2 separate regions of the Homo sapiens genome follow, and region 1 is linked to region 2. Evidence: read pairs that join two places in POLR2A ChIA-PET (ENCODE). Cell type or tissue: PC-9. All regions are shown on one strand. Each heading gives the region's core, and the rest is flanking DNA. Links, peaks and the distances in the headings are about the cores only.

What was found. Peaks named below come from ENCODE experiments on the same cell type or tissue, not always from the same donor. Only the 100,000 strongest peaks of a DNase experiment are listed, where the experiment ranks them.
Region 1: POLR2A ChIA-PET joins it to region 2 with 9 read pairs; 2 of 35 experiments call an interaction of 5 or more read pairs at or near these places.

Annotation. Positions count from the first base shown.
Region 1 is chr12:47,936,975-47,944,923 of GRCh38, reverse strand. No RefSeq gene overlaps it. Among named protein-coding and RNA genes, the nearest start is that of TMEM106C, 23 kb to the left of the region's middle. In PC-9, for the core only: no CTCF peak of the experiment used is centred there; no DNase peak of the experiment used is centred there.
Region 2 is chr12:48,042,903-48,050,851 of GRCh38, reverse strand. SENP1 (SUMO specific peptidase 1) reads left to right here. Exons shown (of 18, transcript NM_001267594.2): 14 at 1,720-1,923; 15 at 2,772-2,851; 16 at 3,790-3,874; 17 at 4,401-4,496; 18 at 5,468-7,949. The coding sequence ends at 5,530. Among named protein-coding and RNA genes, the nearest start is that of COL2A1, 42 kb to the right of the region's middle. RefSeq lists an enhancer at 4,299-5,498. In PC-9, for the core only: no CTCF peak of the experiment used is centred there; no DNase peak of the experiment used is centred there; H3K27ac peaks cover 1,072 bases.

The DNA.
Region 1 (7,949 bases), core at 1,428-6,427, 110 kb after region 2:
TGCGTGTGTGTGCATGTGTGCTTGTGTGTGTACATGTGTGCATATGTGCGTGTGTGTGCATGTGGGTGTGAATGTGTGTGTGCGTGTGTGTGCATGTGTGTGTGTGCATGTGTACCTGGCATGTCCACATCTATCCACAGACTTGGATTGTTCTGAACCCTTTTCTCTGCCCTCACCTTTTTCTTTATTATAAGATTGTACATGCTTATTATAAAAATTCATATACAAATGTCTAAGTCTAAATTATCTTAGATATAATTTCTTTTAACTATTCCATATTTATCCTTTTATACTTCTTTCAAGTACATTCAAATATATAGTTATTTACATGATTTAGATACACATATCCAAATGTAGTAGTATTAGGTTTATTTTTAACAAAATGGTATCAGAATCTATATATCATTTTTCACCTTTTTTCCCCACTTAATAAGCCTTGGTCATTTTCTCTGCCAGTATCAATGGGTTTATGTCACTTTCAACAGCTGAAGAGTACTCCATTAAACAGATGTATCATCATCTGTTTACCTGGGTGGACTCTTCACTCTGTGCCTAGCTCCCCCAGAAGCTGCGAGAGTAGGGTGCCAGAGGGATGGGGTGAGGACGAGGAGACTAGTCAATGTCGGCCATACCCTGGGAAGCAGCCCAGGCTCAGCGGCCCTTTGACATCTTGCAAATGGATTCCAGAACTCTGCTCCTTCACCACCTCTACAACCCCACCCACTCCCAAGTCCATATCTCCTTCTCCAGTCCTCTGTCTGCTGTCCCCCTGCCCTTCTCCCTCTGACCCTTGACCTCTGTATAGTGCTGCGGGTTTGGGGGTCTCCCGGGTGGGCTCCCTGCTTCCCAGCTCCTGGCCTCTGAGGCTGGCTGATCTCCCAGAACTGTGAGGAACTGGGGCTTGAGGGACCCTGAGTTCAGGAGGCTCTGCCGAGACAGCCTGGCCTGGCCAAGACAGCCACCCAGGCCGACCCAGGGGAGGCACCATGCTAATGGAGAGGCTAGCACTGCCCATGCCCAGATGGCAGCTTCCTGCTTCCCAGAGGGCATGGGGAATGGGGACTGTGCCAGGTAGGCGTGGTGCCCCCGCCCCTGCACCAATGTCATGGAAAATGTGAAGCCTTGATCTTTGTTCTTGATTGTTCCTCCGATTTTTACAACTGGAAACTGGCGGTGTCTTTGTTCCCATCGGCTTAGGAAGGAGATGTTGAGGGCTGGGGACAGGAGGCAGCTGAGTCAGCAGCTGGAGGTGTTGAACTGGTTGCTTCCTCAGACCAACCATGACCCCTTCTCTCTCACTCACACGCACTCAGTTTACCCATCAACGAACCGTACTTTAACAGCACCAGTGGGAGTGGGGATGGGAACAGCCTTCACCGTCCTCCCTGGGCAAGCCATCTCCCCTTGCCCAGGATGGACGGCCAGGCTGTCCACAGCCCTGAACCCCCTGCTTCAGATACCTCTGGTTCCTCTAATGCCCATGGTGGCAAGCAGTTCGCAGCCCGCCTCCTTCCTCAGGGCAGGTCCGGTGTGTCTGTTTACCTCAGGATCCAATTAGAAATTGATGGTAGGGAAACCACTTTGCCAGGTGGCTCCCTCCTGCTGTGTGGGGCCCAGCCTTCTGGTGCCCCCCTGCTCCCTCATGGCCAGAGTTCATGGAAACTTCTCAGGTCACTGACTCTCACCTTCCTTTCCTCCTCAGGAGGGTGGGCCCAGCCCCGCTCCCTGCAGCCTGGCCCCTCCGTTCCCTGAAGGTCCTGCTGTCCTGGCGCAGTGGGGAGGAGGGCAGGCCTGGGGGCTGGACAGCAGCAGGGCCAGGGTGGTGTAAGCAAGGGGAGATGCGCCTCTGCTTCCTGCGACCTTGGCGGTGAGCCTGGGGACAGGGGTGAGGCCAGAGACGGACGGACGCAGGGGCCCGGCCCAAGGCGAGGGAGAACAGCGGCACTGAGGCAGAAAGGAAGAGGGCGGTGTGTTCACCCGCAGCCCAATCCATCACTCAGCAACTCCTAGACGCTGGTAGAAAGTTCCTCCGAGGAGCCTGCCATCCAGTCGTGCGTGCAGGTGTGTGGAGGTGAACAAGTGTCGGGTATGCGCAGGTGTGAGGGGGTGAGCAGGTGTGTGGGGTGCGCAGGTGCGTGTGGGTGAGCAGGTGTATGGGGGTGCGCAGGTGTGAGGGGGTGCGTAGGCGTGTAGGGGTGCACAGGTGTATGGGGGTGCGCAGGTGTGTAGGGGTGAACAAGGGTATGGGGTGCGCGGGTGTGAGGGGTGCGCGGGTGTGTGGGGGTGCGCAGGTGTGTGGGGTGCACAGATGTGTGGGTTGCTCAGGTACGCAGGTGTGTAGCCCGCGCTTTGGGGCCGCAGGAGAGGGAGGTCTGAGAGAGGCTGGCAGTCAAGGCTGCCCCCTGCAGGCGGGAGGGGTGTGGGAGGGGAGCTGGGACCCGCAGCTGGCGCGGTCAGAGAAGGGTGGGCGGTGGGCGGAGGGAGGCAGGGCAGCGGCCTTGCTGGCTCCCGCGCGCAGGACTTCTCTGCTGGCCGGGGCTGCGAGGCCCGCCTCTGTCTGTGTGTCTGTCCGTCTGTCTGTCCGTCCGGGTGGTGCGCCAGGCTGCAGTCGGAGCAGGCAGTGGCGGTGGGTAGAGGAAATGGGACTTTGCCGGCCTGGGGCTGAGCACCTGACCTTTTCTTGGCGATGCTCTGCCTCCCAGGGACCATCGCTCCTGGCTGTGGCCAAGCAGGACTGGGAAGAGCCCCCGTGGCCCCTGCAGGTCAGGCCGCTGCACCCCCTACATCCGATCCACCTCGCTGCCCAAGCGGGACAGGTTATTTTTGTTCCTTCAGATTTTGCCAGTGCCTTTGCACCCCTCTCCGGGAGTTACTCAGTTACCAATGTTGGTTTTCTATTTCCAGAGCAAAGGCAGGTCCTCCCCTCCGCGGCTTTCTCCACCCGAGCGGGGGCTGGGCCTCTGCCTTCCATCCAAGCCTGGGTCCAGGTCCCACAGCCGCGGCTCCCTCGCCTTTGTGGAGGAAGACGGGGGCACCTGAGGGAGAGGGTGCCTCAGCTGTCTTTCATATCTTCCCCTGACCCCTAACCCCACCCTGCTTTCTCCTGGACCATTCCCATCAGCATGCTCTACCTCTCATCTCTAAAAGTATCCCTCTCCAGGATCCGTCTTTGCCAGTACATCGCGCTGACCCTTCCACAGCCGCCTCCTCACAAGAGCAGGGCCCCTTGCTGCCTCCACTTCCTCCCCCAGCCCCAGCCACTGCTTCACTGCAGCTGTTCATATGCAACTCGGCCTGAGGAGAGCTTCTGTGCCTCCCATGTCCTCTCCCAGCAGCCCGGCCTCAGCTGACTACCCTCCGGAGGCCCTCTCTTCTCCCTTCTGCTTCCCCATGCGGCGTTGTCCTTCTGGTTCCTTCTTGCCTTGTCTGTGATTCCTTCTTGCCTTGTCTGTGATTCCTTCTCAGGCCTCTTGGCAGGTTTCTCTTCAAAGTGACTGGAAAGCTAGTGCCACGTGGACTTGGTCCTGCCATCCCCTCTGCTGTGTTTCTGTGGTTTAGACACCATCTGTATGGTGGCAAACCCCATTCTTCCTCTGAGTTCTGACCCCCAGAAGCAGTTCCCTTGAACACTTCTGTTGGAGGCCTCGCGGACATTTCGACTTAATGCATCCAGATGACAACCCTTGATTCCCCCCTGTCACCCCCAATCTAGCCTGCCTCACCTTCATCTTTCTAGTTGCTGAAGACTGCAGTCCTTGGTGCTGCCTTACCTTTCACATCCAATATATCGTCCAGTCCACCAGATCCCACAAAAAATGCACTTGCTTTGCCACCATTCTTCTCAATGGCCACCATGGCCCTGGTTTTTCTAAGCCACCAAAGTGACTGGAAAGCTAGTGCCACGTGGACTTGGTCCTGCCGTACCCTCTGCTGTGTTTCTGTGGTTTAGACACCATCTGTATGGTGGCAAACCCCATTCTTCCTCTGAGTTCTGACCCCCAGAAGCAGTTCCCTTGGAGACTTCTGTTGGAGGCCTCGCGGACATTTCGACTTAATGCATCCATGAAATCCTCTCTTACCTGGACTCCACAGTGGCCTCATGACTGGCCTGCCTGCTGCCAACCCTCACCTCCTCCATTTCAATCTCCAGGAAGTATGAAGAATTGTCTTTTTGGGAGGATCACTTGAGGCCAGGACTTTGAGACCAGCCTGGGTAACATAGCTTGACCTCATCTATTAAAAAAAAAAAAATCAGCCAGGTGTGGTGGCATGCACCTGTCATCTCAGCTACTCGGGAGGCTGAGGTGGGTGGATCACTTAAGCCTGGGAGGTCCAGGCTGCAGTGAGCTGAGACTGCACCACTGCACTCCAGCCTGGGTGACAGAGTAAGACCCTGTCTCAAACAAACAAACAAACAACCAGAACTGTCTTTTAATAGCATTCGGTTCATGATATCTTTTCTCCAGAAGCTTTCAGTGTGCCCATGCGTGTGTGCTGTGTGTGTGCATATGTGCACATGCATGTGTGTGTGTGTTTGGAATGTTACCATAGCCTGTGAGGCCCTGAGTAATTCCACACTTTTCCCATTTTCCCAGCCTTATCTCATACCCCTTATCCTTGGCCAGGTGCTTGAGTCTTTCAGCTCCCACTAGTCAAACTTCTTTTCCTACCATAGGGCCTAGAATCCCATCCTCTCCCAGCATGTGCATGCGTGCGCACACACACACACACACACACACTGAGCTGGCCCCATTTTCATTCTTCACATCCACCTGAGTGTCATCTCTGCAGAGAAGTTTTCCTCACTGCCCTGTCCAAACCAGCCCTCCTCTTCTAATTTCTATTTCAGTCCTCTATTTGATTTCTTTTCATAATAGCATGGATTGTACTTTGTAATAATTTTATTTATTTGTTTCTTCACCTTCACCTTTGCTGTTCACTCCAGAATGTAAACTCTACAGGGCAGGGGCTATGTCTGATATTTCCATCATTGTAACCCCAATGCTTAGCAGACGGCTTGGCACTTGGTAGATGTGCAATAAAAATGTGTCGGATGAGTCAGTGAATAAAAGAATGAATGGTCCCAGTTGCTAAGGTCATTTAGGTTCTGGTGGGACTGGAAGACAGGTATGGAGGAAGGGAAGACCATGGTTGGTAGAAAGGCACTGCCTAGGTAGGCTTTCCAGACTTCACAAATAAAACTACAAGATGCCCAGTTAAATTTGAATTTCAGATAAACAATGGTTTCTTTTAGTATAGGTACATCTGACATTCAAATTCAATTGGGTATCCTATATTTTATCTGGACTAGGTGAGTGAGGAGGGTGTGGTGGGAGGGGGTCCAGGCCTGATGGAGTAATGGGACCCAGGGAGTGTGCAGAGCCCTGGGTTCAGGTGGAGCAGTTATGGAACCTAATCTTAGGCAAGAGCAGGGCACGTCATCACAGCGCACCCGTATGGGACACTCCCAGGGTGATCCTTGGCCCAAGAAAGAAACGAGGCGAAGAGGAAGTGCTGAGAGACACTGAGAGCTGGGTGGGGCTTGGGGGAGGTGGGTCCTGGGGTGGGGATGGGGACTGAGATCCTTGCCCTTTGAAGGTGACAGACAGAACCTGTCAGATGCTTCCTTCTCCATGACCTTCTGACTTGCCAACTTTAGCTCAACACATGCTTATTGGATACCATAGAATGAGCTGGGCACTGTGCCAGGTACTGAGGGCACAGAGATAAGTGAGACTTGTCCCTGCCCTCAAGTGCTCAGTGCTTGAGCACTGGACAACATGATGTGGCCCTGGAGGAAGCCAGACCAGTTCCACTGTCCCCCAGACCAAAGTCGGGTACCCTCCATTTCATCCTAAAACAACCCCACAAAGTAGTCATTATTACTGCCATTCCCTAAACAAGGAAATGGGTGCTCAGGTGATTCTGCAACTTAGCAAAGGTTACACAGGAAGTCAGGGATGGAGCTGGGATGCAGTCTCCATTTCTCGTTCCTTGAAGAACTCATCCCAGTTGGAGGGGCATGGCTGTTCAAGCCAGGTCAGAATCTAGTGGGGCTGGAGGAGGTAAGTAGAGAGAGGATTCTCCTGGGCTTGGCAGTGCTGCCCTGCAACAAGGGCAGAGCACAGACTTCAGGGGCCTCTTTATGCCAGGGCCCAGTGGGGCTGCCTGGACACACAATAGGGAAGGCCATTAGCACTCGTCCACTGGCGTCCTGGTCTTGCCTGCGTCTCCCTGTGACATGTGTGACATTGAACACATTGTCTACAGCCCTCACTCCTCTGGAGGCTCTAAACCCTGGAGAACATAAGCAGTGTGAGAGAAGGAGCTGGTGAAATGCTAACCCCAGCAGGTACAGTGGCTTGCACTTGTAATCCCAGCATTTTGAGAGGCCGAGGCAGGAGAATCATTTAATCCCAGGAGTTTGAGACCAGCCTGGGCAATGGAAGGAGACCCTGTCTCAACAAAACATAAAAAAAAAAATAGCCAGGCATGTTGGGGAGTGCTGCCTGTAGTCCCAGTTATTTGGAAGGGTAAGGCAGGAGGATTTCTTGAGCCCAGCTGGTTGAGACTGCAGTGAGTCATAATTGTGCCACTCCACTCCTGCCTGGGTGACAGAGCAAGAATCTGTCTCTAAATAAATAAATAAATAAATAAGAAATCCTAACCACATCCTGTTCCCCCAACCCTCAAGAAGCCATTCCTTCTAACTCTGGGGATGCAGCTGGGCTCATGTTCCTTTGCTTGGAAATCTCTTAAACTAGGTTTCGCTTTTAGAGCTCATCCTTGCCCTCCTTCTCCCTCCAGGAAGGCCAGGACCTGGCTCCATTTTTACAGGTGGGCTATGTTGGGCCTCAGAGATCTCTGGGGATGGGGAGGCTATATAGCTCATCTTGCTCCCCCTCCCCACGGTCTTTCATGCCCAAGAAGTAGAAACTCCTACCTAACTTTGTCCCTCCCAGTGGCATGTATGGCAAATCACTGTAGCCCAGGTCTCTGAGAATCAAGATGACCTTGGAACTTGCTGTTCAATGGATTCTTTTTCTGTCTTTCCAGTTCCCCATGGCTCTATCTCTTTATTTTCCTTTGCATCATCTCTATGTCATTTCACAATTAATTAATTAATTTTCAAGCAGATGCAGTCTGGGTATAGGGAATCCCCTCCTTGGGGCCCTCATAAGACTGACATGTGGGATTTCCTAGCTCTAGATCCAACACCTAACGAGTGAGTCTAAACATCTACTTTGTGCCTTTTCCCAATAACATTTGATCTAATTCTTAGGGCTGTCCCTGCATGTGCACACACACAGTCACACATACACATACTTGTACATACATATGCTCTCACCCATACTTGCACACACATTCACATGTACACACTAGCACAAGGACTGCTGTCTGTAACACAAGGTGTTGGTGTGTTAGGAAAGGGGCCTCTGTCACTGACAGGGAAAATTCTTCCTCAAGCACTTTGTTGAACGAACACCATGATGGGCCACTTGGGTTGTGGAAGGCAGTCCTTGCATGGAGTGGGCTTTGACTGAGACAGACATAACCAACATAGGAATTTGTGGGTGAGTGTTGGTTAGTTTAGAAGGAGATTGGACGAGGAAGGAGCCACAACATGGTAGGAGGCTTGAGTCCAAGTAGAAGACAATTCCCCATGGTGGGAATATGGGGAAAGGAAAGAACTGAAAGACTTTTAAGGACAAAGATTCTAATGATCAACATTACGACTGATTCTGTTATGCAGCAAAGAACTGCCCCTCAGTTACTTTCAGCTCTACAGTAGTCCACATACAGTAGACACCGCCTGGCCTTTGTGGTAACATCTTAGAGAAATTAAGAAATATGGGCTGAATTACATGTTTGAACCAATGGAGGCGGAGGTGGAAATGTCCACAAGAGGCAAGACATTAAAAAAAGAGATAAAATTCCATAGAAGCAGG
Region 2 (7,949 bases), core at 1,427-6,426:
TAACATGGCCAACATTATAAGATGGGTAGAAGGCCAGAGGAATCAGTGAATTCCTTCTTGCCAATTTTTCCTCATTAGAGAACATAGTTTACAGCCTAGAAATCTGTACTTGCTGGGAAGATCCTACTGCATTTATGGCTGCCTTCGGAAACCTAGAGGCAGTCTTTAGCACCATTATCCTGAGGGGCAGAGTTAGACTGAAAACTTATAGTTAAGAAATACCTGATTCTAATTGTGTCTTGATTAATTATTATCTGTAACAACTGATCTCCAGTTATCTATTGGGCATCACACTAGGCAGAGAATAAGCCACAACCTGAGTCCTTTGGGCTGACTGGGCCTGTTGCTCAGTCATCAGCTGCAGAGAAAACAGTGTCTTTCTTCAGTCCTAGCCTTCCCCTACCTCAGAGCTCTGCCTCATGGCGAGTGTGGTTTTCCCGCAGCTGCCTAGGCATCCTCATCTATAGGCCCTTTCTCTGGTCTAGACCGTGCTCCGGTGTGTTCCTGGCAGTGTTCCCCTGCTGCCTACCCAGTATGTCGTTGCTTACTGTTGGGCAGTAGCTCACTGTTCTGGCATCCTGGTGTGTAAATATTTGTCAAAGAACAGGGGCATTTTCCCATTCCCCAAAAAGCATTCTGAAAAATGTGCCTGTTTTCTTAGTCATATTTCCAAGCCGTGGATCAGTTAGCCCATTCATTCCTTGCAGTTGACAGACACTGGCCTGACCTCAGCTGGCCACATAAAGTAAGTATGCAGTAACTTCCGGCACGATAACTTTCAAGTTTTAGTACCAAAGAGTCCTGGACCTAATGGAACCATACACAACATAGTCACTATTAGAGAAGATGTCGTTTCATTAACAAAGAATCACACATCTCCCCACTCAGCCATTGTAATTTCTTTCCACACTTAATATTGAAGGCATAAATGGAATCAACAAAGATGAGAAAGCTAACCATATAGATTCTGGGGTAGAACGTTATTCTTCATGTTTGTGACTTGACTTTAGGTCTCATATAAGGTAGGTTTTTATACTTCCATGTGTGCCTTTATATAAAGGTGACATTGCTGAGCTACTATCAGTTTACAGGTGTTTTTCCAGTATAATTAATGGCTTCTCCTGTCACTTAGTTCTACTTGAGACCAAAAGAGTTTGCCTCTGCAGGATGGGTTATTAAGTTGAAAAGGCAGTCTTTAACCATGGAGCAGAGTTTTCCATCTTTGTGTAAAACCATGTGGCTGTCATATAAAATTTGAGTTCTTGATTTTAACTTGACTAACACTAGGCGCTAACTGAGCTCAGTATCTACTTAAATTGCTCACACAGTTCCAGTAGATAAAGGTAACTGCTAATGTGCATTATTAAACTGCTTGCATGCCTTCCTCTCCTTTTCTGTAAGCCTCACCTTAACACCCCTGTCTTCCTGCAGTCTTTTGACCTAACCTTCAGTCTTCTACAAGCCTGGCCAGCGTCTGCCCATTTGTACTCCCAACCCCATAATATATATGTCAGCTTTTTCTCTTTTCACCATTTATAGCACTTCAGCCTTCCCCCTTCTAGTCAGAATTTGATTTAGAGAAATGAATCTGTTGGATGTTGAAGACTTAATTCAGTTTATTAGGAAACAATTACATATGCTATTCAACACAGCAACTGCAACTATTTTGAAAGGCTAGGCCTGAGTGTCTATTCTAATAGGTGTAATTTCTTCCCACAGATCATCAATTTCTACATGAATATGCTGATGGAGCGAAGTAAAGAGAAGGGCTTGCCAAGTGTGCATGCATTTAATACCTTTTTCTTCACTAAATTAAAAACGGCTGGTTATCAGGCAGTGAAACGTTGGACAAAGAAAGTAGATGTATTTTCTGTTGACATTCTTTTGGTGCCCATTCACCTGGGAGTACACTGGTGTCTAGCTGTGAGTACCCCTTTCATTTTTGATAAAATGTAAAAGCTATGTACTTATAGAACACACAGAGGGTAGTGAGTAGTAGTTCTACATGTTCCCTTGATTATTGAGAGAAAGAGTGTTTAGTAGTAGGTTGACTAAAATCAGATAGATCTATGAACTTCCTATCAAGATTGGGATGTAGATTTTGAAGAAAGCTGTGGAATTTCCCTTTCTAGAAATATTTAAAAGAGAGTTATAGGGTGTCTAAGCAGCCTTAAAGGAAGGCATGGGGGAAAAAAAGTGACTTATTAATGATGCTGCCACTCAGATTCTGTGACTGTTATTTTCAGCCTAATCATAACTTACCTTGCATACTTGGTAATTTAATATTTTTATGACTCTGTGAGCATTAGCTTAATGTGTTAATAAAACTATTTCACAGTCTGTTTTGGATTACATTTCAAAAGCATAAAGCCAAAAGGAACTTCTCAATATAAAGAAATAAAACCCAGAATCTGCTCACCATCTTTCTGAAACTTTGTGGAAGTGATTTTGAGATACTCACCTTATATTCCCTGAAAATCATGTAGTTTCTTCACTGTTGCCCACTTTGCAGAGGGAGAGAATGAACATTAGAAAAAGGCTTCACAGCAATAATGGGGCCACCTGTTGATGAGTGCCATCATAGTTTTATGTAAATAACCCTTCATTTTTTTTCTCTACAGATTAAGCATAATATAATGCAAAATATCAGTCAAACTTGTCATGATTTTGTAGGAAGTCTGGCAAAAGGTTCCAAAGGGCAGGGAAGGGAAAAACTGATAAACCGATTTTCTTCATCTCATAAACACAGAGACTTTTTTTCTTATTCTCAGGTTGTGGACTTTAGAAAGAAGAATATTACCTATTACGACTCCATGGGTGGGATAAACAATGAAGCCTGCAGAATACTCTTGTAAGTAGGGAGTTGAGGACAGAAGAGTTTGATATCGGGTATAGGTGGTGTTTTTCCAGTAATTGAACTCAGTTGTTTGATACCTTCAATGGAGTGATTGATAAAATCTTCATATTAAGTAAAAATGCATATTTTGTATCTAAGTAAGTTTAGTTTAAAAACAATACCAAAGTATGCCCTAATGGGAGCAATTACTATCCTAATGCACTAAAATGTAGACTAGATATAAAGATATAGATGCTACTTAGAAATCATTTAATCCAACCTCCTAATTTTTCAGATGAAGAGACCAAGGCCCACAGAGGTGCCTTTGATTTGCCCAGGTCCTATTAGTTAGTGGCTCAGGTGGACCAGAATGCAAATCTCTTTATGCTCCACCTGTTTCATTTTCCAAAATACCTATTCCTCACTGTACCACTCTGATGGCCAGGAGGAAGTACATTCCACAATGGTGAACAGTTTGCACTTAAAAGAGAGCTCTATTGAAGGTATGCACTCAATACATTGTTGATTTGGATTTAATTTTTAGATAGGAGAGCCAAGCCTAACAGTAGTAAATAAATACCTCAATAGTACCAGAAAAACACTTTTCTTCCATTAGATTGAGTTCTAAAGGACCATATAAACCAAGGAAAAGAATAAAAAGAATTGTTCCTCAGAAGGAATGGTAGGTAGAAGGAGCTTAACTGTTAGAGGCAGAGGTCATGTTCCTTTTGAGTTGACAGAGTGGACATTAGAAGAGACAAGCTAGAAGAGGCATGCTCAGCTCTGGAGAAAACTTAACAATCCAGGGATTCCCTGCCCAGTATTATATACTCTTTTCCTCAGAAGAGCAGATGAAACAAATTTGTTCCTAGGTATTGTCAGCCCCATTCTTAGTGTGGCAGCTGTCATCGATGTTCCCCACTGCTTATCTCATTCTCTCCTGATACCTTTAGGCAATACCTAAAGCAAGAAAGCATTGACAAGAAAAGGAAAGAGTTTGACACCAATGGCTGGCAGCTTTTCAGCAAGAAAAGCCAGGTACCTTTCATCTTGATGAAATAAAAGTCCTAAAAGTAGGGTATTTGGGGAGGAAAGAATTTTACTGCTTAATTCCCAGGGACCACCTGTGTTCGTGTCTAGCCTGACTTCAGCTTGGTTGGTTGGTTTCTGGGGGAGGATAAATTAAGCTATCCGTAGGAAAAGTGATAGTGTGTTTCTTATGTAGAACTAGGTTTTCTAAATGCCCAGATATTTTACTAAGCTTTTCACTCCTAAGGGGAATGTTTGCTGATTATTTGGCCTCTGGGGGAGGGAGCAGTTTTTATACCCTTAGGTGCCATGGGAGTCGGAGATATTCTCCTGTTTGATTAATACAGAGTACACAGACCTGACTGGAATGTTGTATTTTGTTTCTTTGAGCCTCTGTTGTCCTGACTGGGGGGCCAGAGTCATCTGTTTGTAATTTAGAGAAACCTGTACAATTTATATCTTTTGGTTCTTATTTTTAATCTAAGAAGGAAAGAAGCTTGGAAAGATGTCATTTTTTTTGTTGTTGGTCTTCCAGGAGATTCCTCAGCAGATGAATGGAAGTGACTGTGGGATGTTTGCCTGCAAATATGCTGACTGTATTACCAAAGACAGACCAATCAACTTCACACAGGTGAGCTGAGCCTTCCATAGGGAGCTCTAGGATTACTTTGTCTCCAAGCTGCCCTGTAGATGTTTTTCTCTCCAGTTGTTCTCTTTAGGGGCCTCTACCCTAACCTTTAGCATGCTTCAGCCCATGATTCATAACACTGATGGTTACTACCTGAATCACATCACAAAAGAAAGAAAATTAGTGATAAGCCACGTCCTGGGTTACCACACCTCAGTTATTGTAGTAAAGGTTTCAAGAGCAGAACCTTCTCTGCCTGTCTCCTCTACCTACTGTAACTTCTAGAGAGAACTGGGACCAGAGCAGGTTTCTTTAGTTCCCTTGCATTTCGTTAGTAGTCAGGTTTGGGAATAGGCCATACCTCAATCTCCTAGTGTAATTTGTTATGCTGCCCCCTCCCCTGACCCCTCACTTGATGAATCTGGTCAGTCTTCTCTTAGAGAGTGATTGGTCATTTCTGTCCATGTGGTCTCTCAGACCAAAGTGGATTGAGATTAGAGATTATGGTTTATTCTGATGTGTTCTCCACTTTTACTTCTGTTTGAATCAGTGACTTTACCAGATTTTTCTACCATAGCCCTTTGTCTAGACCAGCCTGAGCTGACTCTTCAAGTTCCCTTAATTCTTCTAAAAGGTGAATTTTTTATTTTTAGGCCTAGGCTCATATCCTCTTAAAAGTTCAACATAGAAGACTTATTAGACACCATTCTCAAAATTCTTAGAGACGTGGGCATAGCCTGGGGATTCCTGGAAATACCCAGTGTAACTTCTAAGGCTATAATGGTGAAAAATAACAATAGAAAAAGCAATGAAAAGAAAAAAACTACATGTAACCAAGAATGAATAATTTAAAAGACCAGAAATACAACTGAGACTGTTTGTTGAAAACCTTGCAAAAGAAAGAAGTATGGGGAAAGGCGTATCAGGTCTAGACAAAAGCATTGAAAATTAAGGGTGTCTCTGTGTCCCTACAGCAACACATGCCATACTTCCGGAAGCGGATGGTCTGGGAGATCCTCCACCGAAAACTCTTGTGAAGACTGTCTCACTTAGCAGACCTTGACCATGTGGGGGACCAGCTCTTTGTTGTCTACAGCCAGAGACCTTGGAAACAGCTGCTCCCAGCCCTCTGCTGTTGTAACACCCTTGATCCTGGACCAGGCCCTGGCGAGATGCATTCACAAGCACATCTGCCTTTCCTTTTGTATCTCAGATACTATTTTTGCAAAGAAACTTTGGTGCTGTGAAAGGGGTGAGGGACATCCCTAAGCTGAAGAGAGAGACTGCTTTTCACTTCTTCAGTTCTGCCATCTTGTTTTCAAAGGGCTCCAGCCTCACTCAGTCCCTAATTATGGGACTGAGAAAAGCTTGGAAAGAATCTTGGTTTCATATAAATTCTTGTTGTTAGGCCTTACTAAGAAGTAGGAAAGGGCATGGGCAAAAGGTAGGGATAAAAACCACCAGCATATACATGGACATACACACACACCCACACACACAAACACACACACACACACAATTTTCACGATGTATGGTCAGGAATGTGACTGTAAACTGGACTTTGGGGCCCAGGCATAAGTCCCTTCCTCCAGGACCTTTCCTATTTATATGTCCCTATACAAAATCCATCTGCTTTTATACGTAGCTGTTTTATCATCTGTAGCTTCATCCTATCCGGAGGCACAGCACATGAGCCCTGGACAGGTCCCAAAGTTCCAAGCAGTCCTTTCCGTGAAAGCAGGGGTTTGCATGTGCTACCAACACATGATACGGGGAAGACCCACCCAGGGAGCGGTTTCAGTGGCGCAACAAAGCACCACTTTTACTGTTGCCTACTTCTGACCAAGAAGAAAAAGGACCTTAGTATTTAGCATAAAATTCCAGCGCTGGATGAATGCAGATCTAGTTTGGTCTGTGGCTAGTTTAAATATGTTTCTAACCACAGAGAATTTCATATATATATACATATATATATACACATACATATATATATATATATATGTATGTATAAAATTTCACAGGGATATGCTTTTTTTTTTAAAGACTGAATGTGTTCACCATTTAGCCTGTAGATTTATTTCCATTTTCCAAATTCCAGCACACAGAGATCCCAGCCCCTATGAGTAGGGTGTTTGTGGACTACCTAATGGAATATTTTTGAGGCCTGGATGAACTTTGCCATATGGGTAGAGGTTACAGAGGGAGGTGATATTTTCAGCTAAAAAAAAAAACGGGTGGAGTTTGGACTGATCAACTTGAGATTTAAAAACTGCTATTCCTTTTGTTCTTTCTAGCATCTCTCCCCACCCTCTGAGAGCTCCTCAGGCTTAGATAGTGAAGTGATCAAATGCCAGTGTCATTTTGTACTTAAGTTCCAAAGTAGGAACATTTTATACTTTTTTCTGTATTGTAATAGGTAGTTTTGTATGAAATCTTTTCTCCTCTCCCGTTGTACCGCATTCTTTCCAGCATTGTGCTTTTTCCCTGGGCTTATTTGAAAATTTTACTGTTTTATACAAGCTCGTTTAGTACATTTTTCTATGTTTTACCACAAGTTACAATTTGAAAAGAAAACTATTTTTTTTAAATATTCCATTGTTAACTGAATGTTACTGTTTCCACTCCAGCAACTACATGTCCTCCCTTCAACTGCCTGCCTTTTGGGGAAAGACCACCTTTTGTGTGTTTGTTTTTTCTCTCTCTTTCTTTCCCTTTCTCTTTCTATCTCTCTTTATTTTTCTTTCTTTTTCTTTGTTTTTGAGTTTTCTATAGGAAATAAATAGCTTTCTATATATGAGTTGCTGGGGACCTTCACATTCTCTTTTAGAAAGCTGTGGCATGCAGTCTCATTGCAGGACTCCTGGAATATTGTCTGGTTCTTGGTATTTACTGTATGTAAGCAACAACTTGAAAGGTGGCAATATGGTGTCGATTTGGACTATGAATCAAAAGACCTTTTTCAGGTTCTTTCACTATTGTCTGGGGGACTCAGAACAAGATTGTTCTCTGTATTTATTGTTTGTCCATTTAGGTAACATCTGTCTTACCTTCCTCACAGACTTTGTACAGACCAAAGCAACAAATATTTATTGCCATGTATAGCAGAAAATGAAACATGCAACAAAAGCACTTTGAAAAATATATAAGGAATTGTTGAGCCTGTCTGAATTTGGGCCCCCTTTCTGACTAATGCAGTTTTGCACAAGGTAGAAGTTAGTGACCCTGAGACCATCTTACCACCCTGGACCTGGTCCAAATACAGACTTACACAGTGGACCATTCTTTCCTGAGCTAGCCAACAAGAGCAGGAGTAGTATCTGGAAACTTTCCCCTTTGTTTAGGGGTAGGCTTTGATGACCAGGAAAAAAAAAAAGGTATTTCTGCATTTTATGGCCCAAAGGCATGTTATTAATATCTTATGTAATTTACTTTAAACTAAATAAGACTTTTTTCTCC